Regions from separate parts of the Homo sapiens genome. Here region 1 is linked to region 2. A link is a loop called in an ENCODE intact Hi-C map of the cell type or tissue named here. Cell type or tissue: A673. All regions are shown on one strand. Each heading gives the region's core, and the rest is flanking DNA. Links, peaks and the distances in the headings are about the cores only.

The links. Peaks named below come from ENCODE experiments on the same cell type or tissue, not always from the same donor. Only the 100,000 strongest peaks of a DNase experiment are listed, where the experiment ranks them.
Region 1: it touches region 2 in a loop (2.1-fold over the local background); 1 of 110 quality-filtered maps calls a loop at or near these places.

The regions. Positions count from the first base shown.
Region 1 is chr7:29,370,852-29,381,761 of GRCh38, reverse strand. The region is part of intron 3 of CHN2 (chimerin 2); the gene reads right to left. Among named protein-coding and RNA genes, the nearest start is that of CHN2-AS1, 170 kb to the right of the region's middle. RefSeq lists an enhancer at 6,765-7,271. In A673, for the core only: no CTCF peak of the experiment used is centred there; DNase peaks (open chromatin) are centred at 5,451, 6,071, 7,001 and 7,561; H3K4me3 peaks cover 472 bases; H3K27ac peaks cover 7,915 bases.
Region 2 is chr7:29,270,456-29,281,365 of GRCh38, reverse strand. The region is part of intron 1 of CHN2 (chimerin 2); the gene reads right to left. Among named protein-coding and RNA genes, the nearest start is that of CHN2-AS1, 67 kb to the right of the region's middle. In A673, for the core only: no CTCF peak of the experiment used is centred there; a DNase peak (open chromatin) is centred at 6,915; H3K4me3 peaks cover 367 bases; H3K27ac peaks cover 5,241 bases.

The DNA of each region.
Region 1 (10,910 bases), core at 1,902-9,901, 100 kb before region 2:
GTGATATTTCCATTAAATCAAAATCTCCAGGGCTGGAGCCAGGGTGTCTGTAAGGTTTGCCAGGCTCCACAGGTGATTCTGACTCACACCCAGGACTGAGAACTATGACTTTGGGCAGCAGTTCCAAAACCCTGAGAGAATAAATATTATCCTAGAAGCTTAGGACACCTTGGCAGCACCTTCCCATTGATTTTGATCCATTCTCACAGTGGGCTTCCAGGAACACCCAAAAGCCCAGCCATGAGTGGCACTCCTCTATCCAGCCCTTCTTCCCAGCAGCTCACTTTCACCCACTCTTCTTTGCTACATCTTCTTTGGCACCGTGATTCCTTGGCTCCATATGTTGGCTCTCAAAATCTGCCTTAGGCCCTCCTTGTTTGGACAACCCAATTAGGCATACTTTTCTGGCACGAGCCTGGCACTCTGTTGGCTAGAGTTTTTTGTACTCATCTTTGGCATCCTGGAGCCACAGGTCCAGGTGAAATGAATGTTTTCTCCCATCAAGCCAGATCCCCAGGAGGCCATGTTGGCTGGGCTGGCTGGCTGACCTCCCAACCAGGGCCAGAGAATCAAACATGATGGGCTGACTTGTCCACACTTCTGATCGACCAAACAGGGATTTTACTTTAAAATAAGAAATACTGTAAAGGAGACTCAAAATCCAGAATTTAATCATGAAGATAAATGTTATCTTCACATCTAATCTTATGTTCCTCCAGCTTCCAATTATGCATCTTCCTTTCTTTTGGTCTTCAGTGCAAATGAGAATCTGAGAATATTCTCTACAGAATAAGGCTTCCATTATTAAAAGCCATCTCTGTGCCACTAGATCGCCTGTTCTTCCTCAAACTAAATAATCCTTGTGCCTTTGACCTTTTCTAATAGGTCCCAATTTCCAATCCTTAATTCATCTTCATTATTCTCCTCCAAACTCTCTTTAAATTCTCCACATACCTTTTAAGCCCAAAGAGCTTGAAGTACCCAACAGAACTGAATCAAATCAAGGGAAAACTCATGCTGCTGTTAAATTTCTAGAGGAAAAAAGATTGGGTGAGTATACTCATTTAATTCCTCACTCTTGTTAGTAAATTCCTTCCATCAAAGCTTAATGGTATTTGGGTTAAGTGGTACTATACGTACTTTGGAAAAGGCAAAGTGTCTATCATTCTTAGTTTTCTCCCAGAAGTTACTTTTTTCTCTCTCTCCTAGAAATGTAAGAGTATTAAGTATTCAAAGTGATGGATAAAATTAATCTACCTAAAGAAAAAGAAAGGAGAACAGAATCTGGGAGATGGTAGAAATTCAAGGCTTGTCTGTTTTTGCATTATAGCTCCCTAAGGAGCCTTTTTAGACAGGTTTTCTCTCAAGCACCTCCCCACAAAGGAATTTTAATATTACATATAGACTGTATATCTGTTTATGTTCTATATAGGTATTTGTGCTTTATACATATAAATAGTAAGGGTTTTTTTTTTGGTAAGAACCAAATTTCTCCACTTTAGGGGTGATATTGCCCCCTTTGAGAACTCATTGTTCACTGATAACGTCATGACCTTCAGAATGCTTTTACATATATTCTCCCACCAGGAGGGTGGAATTGTATCTTTGCCTTCTTCTTATAGACAAGGAAGCTGCAGTTCAGAGTGATTAACTAATTTGCCCACAGTCCTGCCCAGGGATAGCAGCAGATTCAGAGTTAAAACCCAATTCCTGATATCAGGGCCAGCACTCATTGCTCTATATTGTAATGATTACATAAAATCCAGAAGCCTGTTCTCTATTAATTTTTTTTTTACAAATTACCTACTTTAGCATTTCTGAAGCAAGCACTCCTCCCAAAATAATTCCCAACATGGTAATAAATAAAAGAGTAGAAGTGCCTTATTAATGCTTGTCCTTGCTTTCAACTATGCTTTTTCAGAAAAGTTCTCTATTCCACATTAAAAATTCTTGAGCATGGCTTATAGTGTTTTCGACAGCTCTCATGCCAAGTCATCCTCCCACCTGTCAGGGCTGTGCACCCAAGAGAATGTCTTTGTTCCATGGGCCAGAGCACATCCTGCCACTCTTCTCACACAGTCTTCATTTTTTCTTCTTGACGTTTTATAATGAAAATTTTCATACATACAGAAAAGTTGAAAGACTTTTACAGTAAACACCCATATACACATCATCTAGGTTCTACAGCATTTTTACTATTCTTGCTTTACAGCATATATATTTTTTCATTCCTCTATCCATCCATCAATCCAACTTTTAAAAAATAGACTTCAGAGTTAACTGCAGATGTAGCACTCTTTCCTCAAAGGCATTGGCATACAAATTATTAATCAGAATTCAAGAACATATAGGAGGCTAACACCAGCTTTGTTCCTGAAATTTAAGTCAGTTTAGCTTCCATGTTCAGATGTTGCTACCAAATAAACAGATCCCACGCACCCCTTTAACTTCCTGCTGATGGAGTGCTGTGCCACCTTTGCTAACAGGCTTCCATCTCTTGAAGTGGAGAAAGTGACCATCAGAAAGAAGGTCAAAGAACACCTGCGTCTTGTAACTGCTTTGGCCTCTTTCATTAATTTATGCATGTTAAACATGAAGGCCAAGTCATCTCTCAACATGGCTTGGGATCAAATTCATCCTAAATTCCAAGGCTGAAACTCCTTTTTTTTCCACTAACATTTATGTAGTACTTGGGAGATGGTAGAAATTAAAGACCAATGCTTCTGATAAATAAATGTCAGGCACTGTTCTAAGTGCTTTATGTATATTAACCCACTCTTTTTCTTTTTCTTTCTTTCGAGACGGAGTCTCGCTCTGTCTCCAGGCTGGAGTGCAGTGGTGCGATCTCGGCTCACTGCAACCTCCGCCTCCTGGGTTCAAGCGATTCTCCTGCCTCAGCCTCCTGAGTAGCTGGTACTACAGGCATGTGCCACCACACCCAGCTAATTTTTCATATTTTCAATAAAGATGGGGTTTCCCCATGTTGGCCAGAATGGTCTCGATCTCCTAACCTCGTGATCTGCCTGCCTCGGCCTCCCAAAGTGCTGGGATTACAGGCATGAGCCACCGCGCGTGGCCTAACTCACTCTTTAAAGTTACTTTTAGTGTAAGACCAGGGGTCGGCAAACTTTTTTCTAGCAAGGGCTATAAAGTAAATATCTTAGGTTTGGGATCATATAGTTTCTGTCTCAAGTACTCAGCTCTGCCATGGTAGCATGAAAGCAGCCACAGATAATATATAACAGAATGAGTACTGCTGCGTTCTAATAAAACTTTATTTACCAAAACAGTCTCCAGGATATAGCTGACCAACGCCTATGCTAGACGAAAAAGCATGAGAGTCCATTCTCCAAAAACCAGTTTCAGGACCTCTTATTCTTAGCTCAAAACACAGAGCTTGCCAATGCCTCAAAGGCCTTTTTATTTAATGGTGGGTCAAATCATTCCTTGTTCATGCTCTTTCATCTTTTAATGCACTGGGAGGAGAGAATCATTAATTTTTAAGCTACGGCATACTGATGCCAACTTAAGAAATCACAATGAACTGAGGTAGAAAATGGCTGAATTACATTTTTAAGCAACTGAGACTAATGAAACACTAAGGAGTCTGAGCTGCATCCTTGACTTGAAAGGTGTTGATGAAACATCATTAAGCCTGGTCTTTGAGAAGCCATGGAACCCTGAGAACCATGACAGAGCAAAAGGACAACCAGAGTAGTGTAATTACAGACTTGGTAGAAATACCCAGGGAGATCCAAGAACATTCATCAAACAATCGATGTGTAATTACCTAGAAGGACGCAAGGTGCTGGATGGCAACCAAATATGCCTTTGTTGGGCTGTGCCAAGGCTATTTAATTTCTTTCCACAGAAGATGAGGAAATGACACTGGCCATGTAAATAAGGAGAAAGAAAAAGATACTATCGTTGAAGCAGAGCTTGCTTTTCCGTCCAACAAGACAGAGACATGGTGTACTTAGAACTAATGTCAAGTGAGACTGTGATTTGCTAAAGGACATAGCCAAAGAAGATTATTACCAATGGCTCAGTCAGCATCAGCCAGATGCCAGGCGAGTGGTAGACTGAGGCAAGGAGGTGGGCCTTGCCCAAACCACCTGCTCTGGACTGGCTTTTATTAGCAAATTCGTTATCTAAAATCCTGAATTGAGAAATGCTCATTAAGCACACAGAGGATGGACTGAGTGAAGAAACTAGCATCTTGGAAAACAAATGCAATTAAAGCATTTCTGACATACGATAATGAATTTAGTATTTTCATTAAGGCAAGAGGACATTAAAACCAGAAGGAAATCTAGCAAGGATTCATGCATAGCCACAGATAAGGAAAACACCTAAAAGATCCCAAAAGAGCTGGAATTCATAATAGTATATGCTGAATATGAATGAACATGAATCATCATATTAAGACTGAATTTGAGGCGGGGCGTGGTCGCTCACGCCTGTGATCCCAGCATTCTGGGAGGCTGAGGCAGATGGATCACCTGATGTAAGGAGTTTGAGACCAGCCTGGCCAACATGGTGAAACCCCGTCTCTACTAAAAATACAAAAATTAGCCAGGCATGGTGGCAGATGCCTGTAATCCCAGCTACTAGGGAGGCTGAGGCAGGGGGCTTGAAACTGGGAGGCGGAAGTTGCAGTGAGCCGAGATCATGCTACTACACTCCAGCCTGGGCAACAGAGTGAGACTCTGTCTCAAATAAACAAACAAAATAAAACAAACAAGCAAACAAAAAAACCTGAATTTGAAATAGCTTTGTTAATTAGTAACACAAACATAACATTAGAAGTATAATACCAGAAAATGGAGGGTAGAGGGAGGAGATCAGGCTTAATCAAGTACTGACCCCACCCTTACAAGCAGGATTCACATTTGGTCTCTGCAACATAAAAGAGTACAGGAAAGTTAGAAATAGCAAAGAAGAAAGACAAAATATTTTTAAAGGGTGGAAAATAACATCTGGGAGGAAGTACATCTGGGAAAAATAAGGAAGGCTATGGGTGCCTACACTGAAATCCGTGAATAGTCTAGCACAAGTGCTGAGCAAATAGCAAGCATTACCAGGAGGCAAAAGCATCTTGAGTCTTCTATCCTAAGGGATTAGGGAGGAAGGATGAAATAGAAAGCAGAGAGAAGCAAGAACAGTCCTTAGAACAGTAGTTCTCACACCCAAGGCGGCATCAGAATCCCCTGAAGAGCTCGCTAAAACACAGATTGCTGGGCCCCATCTCCAGGGTTTGTAATTCAGGTGTGGGATGGGCCACAGAACCTGCATTTCTCACCTGTTCCCAGCTGATGCTGGGATCACACTCCGTGACTCACTGGATTAGAAGCCCAGCCATTGATATGAACTATCTGGGTTGGAATCTGGCCTTTGCCCCTCTTGTGCTTCCTGTCTCATTTCCTCCTGTGTAAAGTGAGAGGGATAACAAGCCCCATGGGATTGTGGTGGGCGTAGCATCCATAAAACTCTGAAGCCGGTGCTCAGGGCACAGGAAGTACTCCATATGTGATAGCTGTCATTTCTATTAAAAGACTGACAACAAGTAAATAATTAGGTAATATCATTCAGCATAGTCATATTAAAATTGAGGCTGTCTGAGATTGCATCATCCACATTTTTTCCAATGGAAAGCAGAATCAAGGTCAGAAATCTACGTCCAAGCCTCTCAGTGCTTGGTTGGACAGGCCACACGCCAGTAGGAGACATGGCTTATCTGGAGCAAAGTATAACCTGCCTTTATCAGCATTATTTCTCAGTTACAGTTTAACCAGGTGAGCAAAATGTGAAGCATGTCTTTAAATCCTCACTATAGCTCCAGCATTATGCACCTGCTCCTTTTCCTGGATAACCCTGGTTACACCCCAAAACTTGTGGGGCCTGACCTCTGAGTCACAGAGCAGACTTAATATGGGGCTGCTGTAGGTAGCAACTCCTATGGAGGTGTGACATTTGCTCTGTGTTTGGATGAGTAAGGTTGGTGTTACAAAAGCCAGTACCTCCGCATAACAATTGTGTCTCAGTTTGGATCCACACTCTCACTACCACCACCACCTGAGATCAATGAGTAATGGGATCTTGGGTTCCAGCTGTCATAGGCTAGAGGAGGATGGCAGAACACATGTTGTAACACACGATGCTATCAGTTCTTTTTTTCTAAAACAATGAACAATACCACATAGTATTCCAACTCTACTAATTAAGGGAATATACCTTTTCAAGTGAGATGTTAAGAAATAAAAATCAGCCAGGTGCGGTGGCTCACGCCCGTAATCCCAGCACTTTGGGAGGCCGAGGCGGGTGGATCACTTGAGGTCAGGAGTTCAAGATCAGTCCAGCCAACATGGTGAAACCCTGTCTCTACTAAAAATACAAAAATTAGCTGGGCGTGGTGGGCACCTGTAATCCCAGCTACTCGGGAGGCTGAGGCAGGAGAATGGCTTGAACCCAGGAGGTGGAGGTTGCAGTGAGCCAAGATCATGCCATTGCACTCCAGCCTGGGCCACAGAGCAAGACTCCGTCAAAAAAAAAAAAAAAAAAAAAAAAAAAAGGGCCGAGCACGGTGGCTCATGCTTGTAATCCCAGCATTTTGGGAGGCTGAGGCGGGTGGATCACCTGAGGTCAGGAGTTCAAGACCCGCCTGACCAATATGGAGAAACCCCATCTCTACTAAAAATACAAAAAATTTAGCTGGGTGTGGTGGCACATGCCTGTAATCCCAGCTACTAGGGAGGCTGAGGCAGAAGAATCGCTTGAACCTGGGAGGCGGAGGTTGCGGTGAGCCAAGATCGCGCCATTGCACTCCAGCCTGGGCCAACGAGAGCGAAACTCCGTCAAAAAAAAAAAAGAAAGAGAGAAAGGGAGAAAGGGAGAAAGGGAGGGAGGGAGGCAGGAAGGAAGGAAGGAAGGAAGGAAGGAAGGAAGGAAGGAAGGAAGGAAATAAAGAAATAAAAATCACCCAGAGAGATTGAAGAATCTTCTCCGGAAACTTTGCCTATTATCAATCACTGTTTAATTTCCCATTTACTTTCCTCATTCTACTTTTGCCTCATCTTATGTCTTGGCATATGTACTGTTCTCTGGTGGCCCTCTCCAGCTCACCTCACCTGCTCCCCTTGGCTCTGAACTCCATAACAGCTTGGTCTCAACAGCCCTTACCCAAGCGCTTATGACCTCACCTTGGAAATGTCTAAATATGTTCTAGGTGCATACTTGCGGGGATCTGTATTATTTTAGAAGAAGTTCAAAGTATTCCAAAGAGAGTGAATTTGGAGGCAGGGGGAGTATGCACTTTGGTAGATCACAGTACTTGTCAATAAAAAAGAAAGTTTTTTGTTTTTAAAAAAAAAGCAGAAAACATTTGGTTCTATCTTTAGGGAAAAAAATTCATATGTCAAAATTTTATTTCTAACATTGGTGTTACTAGATTTTTCCCCTGTACTACATCAGGTCTAAACCCAAAGCAAGTCCAGTTCAGAAGAAAACTGCATCAAGAAAAAGGCCTGACAGCATCAGTGAGTGAGATGACAGCGTGGAGGAATAATGATGGGAAAGTCCTTCATTCTTGATTGTGTCGGCATTAAGGGGGAAAAAAAGAGACAAGCAGAGAAAGTCTAGGATGAAAAGAAAAGGAATAGTTTTTCTGCAAGGGAAGAAATAGCCTTCTGATTACTACACATAAAGCCAATTAAAAGGTAATGAGATTGATTTTTGTTTGTGGCTTGTAGAATCAATCTCATTACTTTAAGACATACCTTGTCGAGATGTCTTAAATCAGTAGAGTTTTCACGTTCCCCCAAATGCACTTTGTTTTAAAACATTTATTTCAATAAATAAAAGAAGAAAAGGGGGAGAACTGTGGAATGGTAGAAAATCCCTTAGAGTTCATTTAAAATCTGTGATTCAAAATGTACTGAGTTAGTTGAAAATGATATGGTCAATCAATATGGCCTGTTAAGATCTTCCAGACGTGCCTAAGACAAGATAAATGTCCTCGAGCTACAAGATTGTGAAGTCTAGATATGATTAATACAATTTTAAAAAGCATAATGAAGAAATGGAATGCTTTCGAAGGTTTACAGGAACAGTTTTTAGAAATAAAGATAGAAAAGAGTAAAATCAGTAGATATTTAGAACACCAAAAACTAGGGAAAACTGCATAAAAGAGGGTAGGAATACTTAAGCAGTGTTTAAAAAATGAATACAATTCACTGGAAGGTAAAATAAGGTAGTGAGATACTACTCCAACTTAAGATTGGCCACTGCCGGCCGGGCGTGGTGGCTGATGCCCATAATCCCAGCACTTTGGAAGGCTGAGGCAGGCAGATCACCTGAGGTTGGGAATTCAAGACCAGCCTGGCCAATATGGTAAAAGCCTGTGTCTACTTAAAAAAAAAATGAGCCAGGTGCAGTGGGGTACACCTGTAATCCCTGCCACTCAGGAGGCTGAGGCAGGAGAATCGCTTGAATTTGGGAAGCAGAGATTGCGGTGAGTCAAGATAGCGCCACTGCACTCCAGCTCGGGGGCGACAAAGCAAGACTCCACCTCAGAAAAAAAAAAAAGATTGGCCACTGCCATCAGTACTTGGTCTAACTTCTGACCATCAAGAAAAAAGCTGATTCTGATCATGAATGCTAGAAATCTCTACCATCCATTTTTGCATTAAAAAAGTTTTCCAAAATAGACTATTCCACAGCAAGAAGGAAATGAAGCTATATAAAATGGAGAACAACTTGAAATAATAGTATGCCATTGTATTTCCCTTTTTTGAAATTGCTTTTTATAATCCCATATTCACTATAGCGATTTCAAAAAAGACAAATGACACCAAATCATTTACAGTCACAAAAGAACTTCTGCTTATTTAGTGTAGGCTTGAGGTAATTTTAGGGCAACTTGACTTTCAATGAGTCACACAAGTAAATCTTGCCATTTTGGCCTTTTGGAGAGGCCAAGAAGAAACTTGGATTAGTCCAGGAAAAAATTTTAGTCTGTGTTTAAGTTAGTACCTTAACAACTGCCAAAAGTCTAGCTCACTATCCTAATAACAGCATTGAGTAAATCTGATATGCTATTAGTAATAGTTTGAGAATCCCAAATTCCTTATGCTAGCAATCGCTATCCTTTTTTTTCATCATTTTGAAACTTACTGATTTATTTACTGATTCCCCACTGTTGCTTGGCTATGCTCACTGCTAAGGATATATCTATGATTAAGACTGATGAAGTCTCTGGAGGTTGTATTCTCCTGGAGAGGCATATACAAGCAACAATCAAATATGTTAAGAAAGTGTATCAGAGAGTATATAAAGTGCCACAGATACAATAAACAAGGCAATATGACAGAGACGCTCCAAGGGTTGGGGAGGTGCTACTTTTTTATGGAGTTTAGGAAGGGCCTCTTATTACGTGAAATTTGACCTGAAACCTAGACGTGCAGAGAACCTGGGTCTGAGAATTTCAGGCAAAGGGCAAGTGCAAAGGCCCAGTGATAGTGACAGTGCTTTTTTCTTTTTCTTTCTTTCTTTTTTTTTAATGAATGGGAATAGAATCTAGTGGGGCTAAAAGGCAGTGCACTTGGAGAAGAATGGTACAGACAGGGCAGTGACAGACACAGGAGGCAAACTATGGCTCATAGGCACGGCAAGAAATTTGTTACTAAGAGTAACAGAAAGCTATTGAAGGGTCTAATTTATATTTAACGATGATGATTTGGGCTCCTGTCTGGTGACTGGAGTGTGTATGTGTGTGTGTATATGTGAGCTGCAGGGAAGCTGCAAGGAGTGGAAGCAGGGAGATCAGGTGGGAGGCTCTTTACCTGCAATGAAATCCAGGCAAGAAATGACAATGGCCCAAACCACACAACATTCATGGGGATAGAGTACAGTGGACAATGCGAGATATATTTGGAGATAGACTTGATGCTAAGAATGGAGGAGAAAGGGGTGAGGGTAGGGAAGGGAGAAGTACAGGTTTCTGAAGTTAGGTGTCATCCAATGGAGCGGGGCCTAGTTCTATTCTGAACATGAGGCTGGTGGTGGCCTGTGAGACAGGTGGTGGCCTGAGGAGGTCCAGTGGACAGGTGGATAGAGGTGTCTGGAGCCCCGGGTAGAGGTCTTGGCTAGAGAAACAAATTTGAGAGTCAACATTCCACACAGTTTGTGACAGACAACCCAGGCACACATTTGGTAACTAATAAATGCTTATGATGTGACTGACTGATAGTTGATGGAAAAAGCAGTGAGAATTCTGCATATGGGAAGATGTTTTGCATCTGTCGGCATGGAGTGTTCAGGAAGTGCCAGCAGAGCATCAGGTGCTGCGGCTGCCCAATAAATATTAATTTGCAGTAGTAAAGCTTCAAGAAAGCAATGAACTGTTATTTCACGACCTGATCCTGCCTGGCTTAATTGGCGCCAGAGCTGTTGTTCAGCTGCTTGTACCTTCTGTTCCTCATCCTCAGTATCTTTTTTCCTGGTTGCTTAATTCCGGACCTGGGCATCTTGCTTTCTTCTTGATCACTGCCTCTTACCCTTACATTCAGAGAATACTGTCATCACTTCGACTCTGTCCTTAATGACCAGTTCAGAGCCTGTTCTTCACAGGTTTCTGACTCTGCCATGAATCATGAACATTAACTGAGTACCCATTATGCAGCAGGCACTGTATTGGACACTTGACCCACATATGCCATTTATAGCAACCCTGCAAAGTAGATGCTTATCTGTAGGTTAGGCCTTAATCTCCCTGAGAGAGTAAGTGGTTGGCTCTGTGTTAGGTAGCTAGAAAGTGGTGGAGCAAGAAGTCAAAACAAGTCCAAGCTGACTTTGCAGCTGAGCTCCCTGCTTTCCTGGATTTGCTAAGTATGTGGGTTTTGCCTGCTGAATCA
Region 2 (10,910 bases), core at 2,047-10,046:
GGTGCTGTATCCTTCCATGGATAATTTTCAGTATGCAAACAAAGCAAGGCACAGAATAGTGAATAGTAGGTTATCATTTCTGCAACAAAAAAAAGAGGAAAAAAGAAGAATATGTGCACACACAGTGCTAGCTTGTACATGCAAAAAATACCCTTTTAAGGGTACACAAGAAAATGGTATCTCTGAGAAAGGAACTGGTGGATTGAGGACAGAGCACAAGGGAGACTTTTCACTATTTACCATTTTATGAATTTTGAGTTTCATAACATCTAAATCTATTGCTTATTCATATGCTTAATTTTCAAAAGCATATGAGGTGGGTCAGTGTATTTTATCATACAATGTATATAATAGTGTTTATAAGTTGTAAGCCTCCTGAGTAGCTGAGATTACAGGCATGCGCCACCATGCCCGGCTAATTTTTGTATTTTTAGTAGAGATGGGGTTTCCATGTTGGCCAGGCCTGGTCTTGAACTCCTGACCTCAGGTGATCCACCTGCCTCAGCCTCCCAAAGTGCTGGGATTATAGGCATGAGCCCCCATGCCTGGCCCCTACAGATACTTTAGTTATGTGTTCCTATCACTCATTGGTTTTTGAATGAAGAACTCAAAGCTGAGGAAGGTAGGCGACTTGCACATGATCACACCATTGGCAGGCTTTCCAGGCTGTTCTCACGTTCCAAGTTTATGGCTGAACATCTGCCTTCTCTGTTCAGCTGTAAGTAACAAAGCCTAGGAACCACTTCTACACCCAGTGCCTTGTAGAGTGTCTTGTACTTAGTAGGTTTGTTTACCTGTAATCCTCTCTCTTAGGTTTCCTGTCTCACATTACCCACAGCCTAATGGGTAACTCCAACTGTAAGTTCCTCAGATGCCCAAAACCAACAAGCCCCCAAACTCAAGCCATTAACTTTCCTGTCCCTCTAAAACACTGCTCCTCTTCCCTATTTTTATTTATTTATTTATTTATTTATTTATTTATGAGACGGAGCCTCGCTCTGTCACCCAGGCTGGAGTGCAGTGGTGTGATCTCAGCTCACTGCAACCTCTGCCTCCTGGGTTCAAGCAATTCTCCTGCCTCAGCCTCCCGAGTAGCTGGGACTACAGGCGCCCACCACCACGCCCGGCTAATTTTTGTATTTTTAGTAGAGACGGGGTTTCGCCATGTTGGCCAGGCTGGTCTCAAACTCATGACCTCAGGTGATCCACCCGCCTCAGCCTCCCAAAGTGCTGGGATTACAGGCGTGAGCCACCGCGCATGGCCTCCTTTTCCCTATTTTAAATCATAAAGAACACCTCCTCACTGGCCTTCATCATCCCATCAACTCTGTCTCTTAAGTGTGATCACACCTTCCAGTTGTCATCCATTCTAGCTTCCACTTTCTCACCTAGGGGCCTCTTGATTTTGACAACAGCCTCTTACTAGGACCCCTGCTTCTTTTCTTACCCACCACCCTAATTCAGACCCCCACTGCTGCTAGAATCATTTTGCTAAAACAGACTTGATTGCATTTCTCTTTTACTTAAGATCTTTCTTTTGGTCTGCATCACCCACAGAAGTTGGGACCTCTAGACTGGTTTCCAAATCCATCTTCCAGATTCAACTTGCACAACTCCCCTCCCCATGAACCACACACTCCAGGCCCACATCACACCCTGCTCCTGCCTTAGACACACTGGTCCCTAACCCAAAAATGCCTTTCCTCCTGTTTTCCGACTGGGGAGCCCCATTCCCTGAGTTCCCTGACACCTCAGCCTTTCACTCCAGCCTCTCATACCCACAAGAGCCATCTGTATGTACCTCTATTACAGCACCTCTGAAACCGTCTTGTAGTTAAGTGTTTCTATGAAGGTCTTTCTCTAGTGAAGGTATTCCCAACATGTGGAACAAATTCAGGTCTCCATAAATGTTTGTTGAACAAATGCATTCCAATGTCTAAACAACTAACTTGGCACTTCGTGCATATGAACTGTTAATATCTAAAGTGCCACCTATAGCAATAGTTTTCCTTCAATCCAATATGTTTGTGGTATCCCTATTAAGAAGGACAGCTGCCGCGTGAGGGATGATAAGGAAAGCATACTCTGATTTCTATATTTTTCGGGGGTTGGAGCATAATTCCAATAACCAGAGAAATTCAGTTGCCCTTTTGACATTGTAAATAATTTCCAGTTGCCCTTTCAACTCTGTAAATAATCACAACTTACAGTTTTGGGAATACTGCATTAATATTCCATAAAAGAAAACTGATGTGCTGAATCCCTTGGGTGAAAACGATGCTGCCGCTCAAGCTACAAGCATGGCTATGGAAGGTCCATTGCAGAGAGAAGGAAGCAGGACCCTGAGTGAAGGTGGGGGTTGGGGGGGGACAGCTGGACCTCCCTGGGGACTTCCTCTGGAGGGAGACAGGCCTGGGGGGAGGCAGCAAGGGGAGGCATGTTCATGAAGGGCAGTCTTCTTTATCAAACAGGTGGCAGCCTCGCGAGTCTAGCTAATCCTTCTAATTACAGAGGAGCTGGCTGCCAGCCAAGACCAAGGGGGCCAATTTTAACTCCTTATGGGGGAGGGCTAGCAAGCTAGACAAGACCCCCGCCAAACAGGTGGCGGTTCATGGCCGGATTTCCAACTCAGCAGGGCACTGGGGTCCCTCGGCAAAATAGAGGCCATCATAGAAGTTCAGTCACAGAAACTGGGCCAACCCTGTGGAGCCTGCAGCAAGGTCGTGGTTTGGAGGGTATGGGGTGCCCAGGGCTCTCCCAAGATGCCACAGATACCAGCCCTAGAGAAGCAAGATGAATTCTAATCTCACTGGCAATGGGATAGAACCTACTAATGAGCTGCCTGACTTGATCAGTCATTGGCAAACTGTGGCTCATGGGCCAATTTTGGGCAGCCACCTGGTTTTTTTTTTTTGTAAATAAAGTTTTGCTGGAACACAGCCATGCTCATTCATTTATGTATCTTCTATGGCTGCTTTTGCTCTACGAAGGCAGAGTCGAGTAGTTGAGACAGAGACCATATGGTCTGCAAAGCCTAAAATATGTATTGTCTGCCCTTTACAGAAAAAGTTGGCGAAACCCTGGTCTGGTAAATACCCAGGCTGCACCTCAGATCAATTGAAATCAGAATCTCTGGTGGCAAGACCCAGGCATAAGTACTTTTTAAAGCTCCTCAGTTGATTTCAATGTGCAGTCAAGGTTGCAAACCACTGCTCCAGCCTGATGCAGTGACTCCAAGGGGCAGCTGAAAAAGTCATAGTAAGTTTCTGCCTGGGCTGAATACGTCACAGACAAGGTGGTTCAGCACTTGGGCTCTGGGGAAACACAGGCCTGATCTGCATCTTCACTCTACCACATACTCGCTATATGACTGCACACACTCAACCCCTCTACACCTCAGTTTCTCCGCCTGTAAAATGGGGATAATAACAACACCTAACTTACAAGGTCATTGAGGGGCTGAAGGGGAGAATGTGTGTGGAGCTCTGGCATTGTGACTGGAAAACAACTACACTCAATAAATGGGAGCTAAAAGAGGTAGTGGCGGAGAGTTGGGCTGAGAGGCTGATGCCATCATGGTTTAGAGCAGCTGAAAAAACTGCAGAAACTCTCAGGCCTGGCACATGTGGTGTAAGAAACTGCCTTGAAGACGCTGCTGGGAAAAGCCACAGTATGTGTGCAATGACTTTACAGCCAACAGGTGTGGGCAGGCTGGTGTATGGTTCAGGACAGCTCAAAGACACTCCACTGCTAAACTCTGCCCACTTCTCCCCATGCTTGAAAGGGTTCCCTGTTCTGGGCCCTAGCTGACATTCCAGAATACAACTGTAGCTCCTGGTGAATGCTTGTTAGAGACTTTGATACTGAACCCTGAACCCTACTGCTTGGATCACATACCGGGGCTGTGGAGCATTTGTGGGTACCTGATTCCTGCTTTGCAGATGCCTCCTGCCTGCCTACCTTTGTCCTGCCTTCATGCCAGTATGGGCTTGACATCAGCCTGCCAAACTTGTAGTCAGGTAACACACGGTGGACTCTGGTTGGCTATACACAGAGGACTGTTCCCTTGGGCAGACAATCTGGCCCCTAGAGATGCTCCAATGATATCCATGCCTTGACCATTCAATTACAAAGTGAAAGTCATGCTGCAAAATTCTGGGGGCTCCTTGCTCAGCTAATGATCTGCATCTGGGGTGGCGGGGAGGGTCCCTGCATTTCACAGACACAGGACCGGGTCTTGTTCAAAGTGAGTGACCTCTCTCCTGTCTGGTGTAAAGACGAGTGTCCCCTTAAATGCATGATCAGTGAAGTGTTCTTATGAATCCTGGCAACATGTGGTAACCCACTAAATCAAGAAATGGTGAGCCACAACCTTCATCAGCTGAGCCAGGGGCATGGCTGTTTGCAGTTGTCCAGCCCTTCTTGCGTATTCATTTAAGGCTTGTGTTAGAACAAGATCAAGCAGAAAATCCTGGCCAATACCACCTTGAATGTAAACAATGCATCTGTAAGGAAGAGAGGCTTAGCACCATACCAGTCCTCTACCTGTGGGGTCCTGCACCTCAAACTGGCATCATATATAATGATCTAAAATAGCTGGGGGTCAAGCCACAATTTTAGGGCCAGCGCCTCAACACAACTGGAAAATCCAGGAAGCAGCTAGTGGGAGGATCTAATTATAATGCTAATGATGACGGCTATTTACTGGGAGCTTACGAAGTGCCAAGTGATTTATTTACATGCAATTTCTTATTTAATCTTTACAATCATCCTATGAAGACTTGGAGAATTCAGTACTTGTGCAACCACACAGTTTTTAAGTGGCGGAACTGAGATTCCAATTCAGGTGTCTCTGACCCTAAAGCTCCCAGGAGCCCCCACTTAATACCATAAGCTGTACAGCCTTGGCAGAGAGAGCCAGTGATGCCTGCCACAGAATCATCCTGCTCCACCAAACTGCCTTGGACAGAGACAGGGAAATAATATCCAGGCCCCATGGGACAGCCTCCAGTCAACCTGAGAAAAACTGCATCCCTCCACACCCTGGAAAGTTCTGCCTCACTCCCAGGGCTCTTCTCCTGGGTTACAGCCTCTACACCTCTTTTCTACATTCTCAGGTTCCCTTCAGAAACTCCACGTGGATTTCTTTCCCAGCCCCTCCTTACACTGTCCTACTCAGGTGCTGCTTGGAAAGCTCTTGCATCTGATCTCTCCCATCTCAAGTCAATGATTTACTCATTAAAGAAACAACCACTTCCTTCCCCCAAATACTAATGAAAAACTATCATGCGTGTTTTGTTTTTTTTTTTAAGTTTTAGATTCGGGGGAACATGTGCAGGTTTGTCATACAGGCATATTGGGTAATGCGGGGTTTGGGCTTCTAGTGAACCTATCACCCAAATAGCGACCATAGTACCCAACAGGTATCACATCTTTTACCTTACCAAAAAAGCACAAAAAATCTAATTCTGTCACCTGCAGAGCACAACATTGCAACCTGCTGAACTCAAACTGGGATGTAATCCCTTTCCACCTCCCTCTGGACCACCAGCCCTGCTACTGCACTGGTGAAGGACACCAACTCCGGAACCAGACTGCCTGGGCTCAGTCCTGGCCCAGCCATGTGCAACCTGAGTGACCCTGAGAGGCCCTGAGAGACCTCACTTTCCTCCTCTGCAAAACCGGAATAATAATAGTACCTCCTTCAAAGGGCTGTGGTGAGAAGTGAGACCGTATATTACATACCGAGTACTTAGCTCAGTGCTGGCATGAGATAAACACTCCACAAATATTAGCAATTGTTCTTACTAGTTGTGATTATATTGCTATTCTTGCCCTGGTTATTATATATTCATTTATTTTAAAATTACTGCCCTGCTTTCAAAACGGTGCAGATAATCATAGAGTCTTACATGTGGGAAAACACTCAGGTACAAAGTTAAAGTGTTCTCTTGACTTGTCCTCAAAATATAGTGCAGTACTTTTAATGGTACTTGACATTTTCTCCAAGACTTGACCATATATTCTCTAACTTAATTCCCATGCCAACCTGGAAAATCCTACTTTGCAGATGAGAAAACCAAGTTTCAGAGACACCAATAATATTACAATAATGTCTGATATCTATTTTGTACTTTTTAAATATTATACACTATTTTAAGAAACTTATACGTATACTACCTTTTCATTCTCAAAACAGCCCTATGAGACTAAGATTATTGCTATACCCATTTTACAGGTGAGGAAACTGAGATCCAGAGAGGTTAAGTAACCATCAAGATCACAGGGGGCAGAGAGAGAATGCTGGCTTTCTAATTCCCTAGTGTGTGGCTTGCACGCTACAGTTAGGTTTAGCAGGGGACAAAGAGAGACCAGACCCAGGGCCTTGCTATGGTGGCATAGTCACCACCCTGCCCAACACCCTCCTCCCACACCCTTTCCTCTGCGCTGGGTGATCTCTGACTCTCCTCACTGTAACACTCCATGATTGTAAATGAATCTACAGACACCATCCTTCCGCCAGCCCTGGAAAGATCAGAGCACTGATGCAGGTAGTTTTCCTAAAGGACAAAGAACAAAGCTGAATATTTTTCTAGCCACATTAAAAATGATATTCCTGTGTTAGAATAACATCAAAATGTGTTGTGTTTTGTTTGTTTTAATAGCTTCTCTTTGATCTGCACTTTGGCCGCAGAACTCACTGGCTGTACCCACTGTCATTCTCTCCAGCGGGCATAGACTGGCGCTGAGTGAAACTAGCCCACAATCCTTGTAAATCACTGCTTTCCATTCATGCTTATTTCGCTAATGCCACCGCTCAGCCACTGTCTTGATTAATGCAGGAAAAAGGAGGTTACAATTAAGTGAGATGATTTTGCACCCAGGAAATAGCAGATGAGTTGGATAAACTGCACAGTTATTGGTGAGTAAAGAAGCAGATTTAAGCTGCCCTTGGGTACTGGAAACAGGAAGCTCAGAGAGACCTTGGAGCAACTGCTCCTCTCTTACAAAGCCTTTGGTAATTGTGAAGAGGAAAAACGTATGTGTTGTGCAGACGAAGTGGAGCACATGCAATTTGAGATTCAGATGCTGAAAAGCAGGGAAAGGAGCCTGTCTCATGCTCTGGATTATCCTGTTGCCAGTCCATGAGCAAGAACTTGGCCAGCCTGTCCAATAGGACGTTCAACATCAATCTTATTCTAGCTTGTCTCGGGGATGCTTTCCCGAATGTTCGTAAGCACTATTCAAATGCCAAAAGCCATGAAAAGGATTATTTGCTTGGGACACCATGCCCATTTTCTGCTAATGCAGAAATGTCATCATACAAGATGGCCACATATTAAACACAGAGAGAGGCAAGTTTTGGGGAGTGTGCACCTAGGGAAGCAGTTCTCAAAGCATGGTCTAGGGAACCCTGCAAGTCCTTGAGGCCTTTTTACAGGGGATCTGAGATATTGAGACATTATTTAACTTGTTCACTCTTATTCTCTCTCAAACACACAGTAGAGTTTTTCAGAAAGTGCATGACATGACATGGCAACAGACTGAATGTAGAAGCAGATATGAAATCCAACCACCTCCCATTAATTCAGACACTAAACAGAGCTGCAGTAAAGTAAAACAATGACACTATTTTGAAAAATATTTTTCAATAATAAGAATTTATGAAAAAGACAAGAGGCAACAAATGTTGGCAACAATAGGGAGAAAAGGAAAACCTAGTATAATGTTGGGGGGAATGTAGACTGGTACAGTCATGGATAACAGTACAGAGAGTCCTACAGAAATTAAAGTTGGAATGATCATAGGACCCAGTGATCCCTCTTCTGGGCATATACTCAAGAGAGACAAGCTCATCACTTCAAAAAGATAGCTGCACTCCCGTGTTCACTGTGGCATTATTCACAATAGCCAAGATATGGATACAAACTAAATGCCCACTGATGAACGAACCAATAAAGAAAATGTGGTGTGTGTATATATATATATATATATATATATATATATATATATATATATATACACATATATATATATATGCATGATGGAATATTATTCAGCCTTAGAAAAGGAGATCCTTCCATTTGCCACATCATGGATGGACCAAGAAGACATTATGTACAGTGAAGTAAGCCAGACAAAGAAAGAAAAATATTGCATGATCTCACTTATATGTGGAATTTAAAAAGCTCAAATACACAGAGATAGAGAATGAAACAATGATTACCATGAGTAGGCGGTAAAGGGTGGGGGAGAGAAAACGGAAAGATGTAGGTCAAAGGATACAAAACAGCAAATATGTAGGATGAACAAGCCTAGAAATCTAATGTACACCGTGAGGACTACAGTTAATAAAATTGTATTATATTAGGGATTTTTGTTGAACAAGTAAATTTTCTTTTTTAAGCCAGTCACACTTAGATTTTTAGCTGCTCTTTCCATACACAAGAAATGTAATTCTGTGAGATGCTAGGTATGTTAATTTGCTTTACTATTGTAACCATTTTACTGTCTATATATATCCTATAATATCATGTTGTAAACCTCAAATATACACAATAAAATTTGTTTTTAAAAATGCGTGTTGGCACATAATAAGCATATGGTTTGAAGTAAATTGACAAATCATTTTTTAAATTTCTGAGTTTTAATTTCTAATACGGCATATATTGACTGATACAAAATATTTTGGCACCTCAATTATTCTTAAGAGAATAAAGATGTCCTGAGCCCCAAAAATCTGAAAACCACATAGAAGAATGTGGCAACTTTCTTTTTAACCCAGTGGAAGCCTTCCTTCCTCCTCCAGCCCCATAGACAAGCATAGGGCTTCAGATTCACCCATTTTCTTGGTCTTGGGCACAGGTTCTTTCTTTAGTAGCCTCATTGCCTGCCTTGCCCCAAATCTATATGACTGAATTGTATTTATTCTGCTCATGGCTTTGGTCCAGGAGGTTCACAATAGTTTATTCTCCCTGGCAAGGCAGAGAGAATGGCTTTCCTTAGCCCCTCAGCTCTCAACGAGGCATAGTCCAGTGCAATGAGAACTGTCATTTCCGCCTGGACCATCAATCAATGAAGATAGATGCACTTCTGTAGGCTGACTGCAGGAGGGAGGTGAGTTTAGACCTGGGAAGTGAGATGCTATCCTGAGCCTGGGCTACAGAGACCGTGGCGGACTCCGTGTCTGTCACGGGGCAGGAGAACGGCCCATCCAGTCGGCAGCATGTTACAAATCAAGCATCCCCTCCATGTCTGAAAGTCACGGCAACACCAAAGCCACAGGAAGAGCCACATTCTCTGCAGGTTCCACGGACCTTGGAAGCCCTCCTTGCAAACAAAGCTGGAGCCCTTTCTCCATGTCTCTCCTGCAATCACAGTGAAATAGTGATTTCACCTATAAAGAACTACTGTGTGGATTTCATCTATAAAGAACCAGTGAGCCCCAGCTACATGCAGTATGAAGTGTTGGTGGGGAGGAGAAGTGCAAAGGTGAATAAAAAATGCTCCCCCGCTGCCCTCCAGGAGCTGCTCAAAAGCAGCAAAATGATCAGACTCCAGTTTTAACTCACGTCTCTTACTTGGCCTGCTTTTCAGAGGCAATGAGAATGTTTGATGAGAAAAGGCAAGGCCACCAAAGAAAGCAGTAAAATGAAAGCCCTAAATAATTCACAACACTGGATAACCAATGTCTGAAACAGAATCGATTCTGCACAAGAAGTCACTCTGTTTCTTCCTTATAAGTGTTATTTCTTAACCTCAATTTTCAACCTGAACAGCAAGCACCTGATTTCCTACCAAACTGAAAATTGTCCTGTGTTTCCTGGATGGGCTCAGGTTCCCAGGAAGGATTCACCAGAGGGGCTCTTAGGAGGCACCCAGCCAAACAGACACCCAGCCCAGAGGGCGTCTGAGAAACGGAAAGGGACTGGGAACGTTTTTGAATTGCAAAATGCTTCATCTTTAGAGGACACTCCAGAAACATGAAGTTTTGTTTTAAAAAGGCTGCCAGTGAAAATACGTTTAATCATTACCTGTTTATCTAACACAACCAGGAGCAAACAACCAGAGGGTTTTCACTAGATGCAGACAATGACCAGGGCCTTGAACTTGTCTCCGGACTGTTGGAGTTAGGCAGGGACCTACCACAGCCAAAGTTAAATCAGGCTTGATGCTTAAAGACCAGGACGCTGACTAAAAGAGGGAGTTGGTGACACAACTCCACCCCTTTCAGTCCACTTCCTCTCACTTCTTCCACCCCCACCTCAAGGTTAATCGTTTCTGTTTGGCAGAGTTTTGAATCCTGGGAACTGTCTCACTTTAAGCCTCTTCTAATCTTTTACAAAGATTATCAAGATAATGTAGTTCCACATCTCTGGCACTAGGAACATCAAAAGCCCATTAATTAATTATATGCTTTTAAGGATTATCTGCATGGAAAATATGAGAATTATAAATGCAAATACATATTACAAAATCACTATTCCTATCAGAAAAAAAAGCCATCTTTTTCTCTTGGTCATGAATTCCTTTCTCCCGCCTTCCCCTGCTCTCTCTTTCTCTCTCTCCAGTGCCTTATCTCTCTCTTCTTAATCAGTAACCACAATTGCATTCTATGATTTCTAGCCTTCTGCTATACTCAAACATTAAAAAATGACTCAATAAACTTTTAGATCATTTTTTATTTTATTATTATTTTTTGAGACAGAGTCTTGCTCTGTTGCCCAAGGCTGGAGTGCAGTGACATGATCTTGACTCAATACAACCACCACCTCCCAAGTTCAAGTGATTCTCGTGCCTCAACCTCCTAAGTAGCTGGGATTACAAGTGCGCACCACCAGGCCTGGCTAATTTTTTTTTTTTTTTTTTTTTTAGTAGAGATGGGGTTTCACCATGTGGGCCAGGCTGGT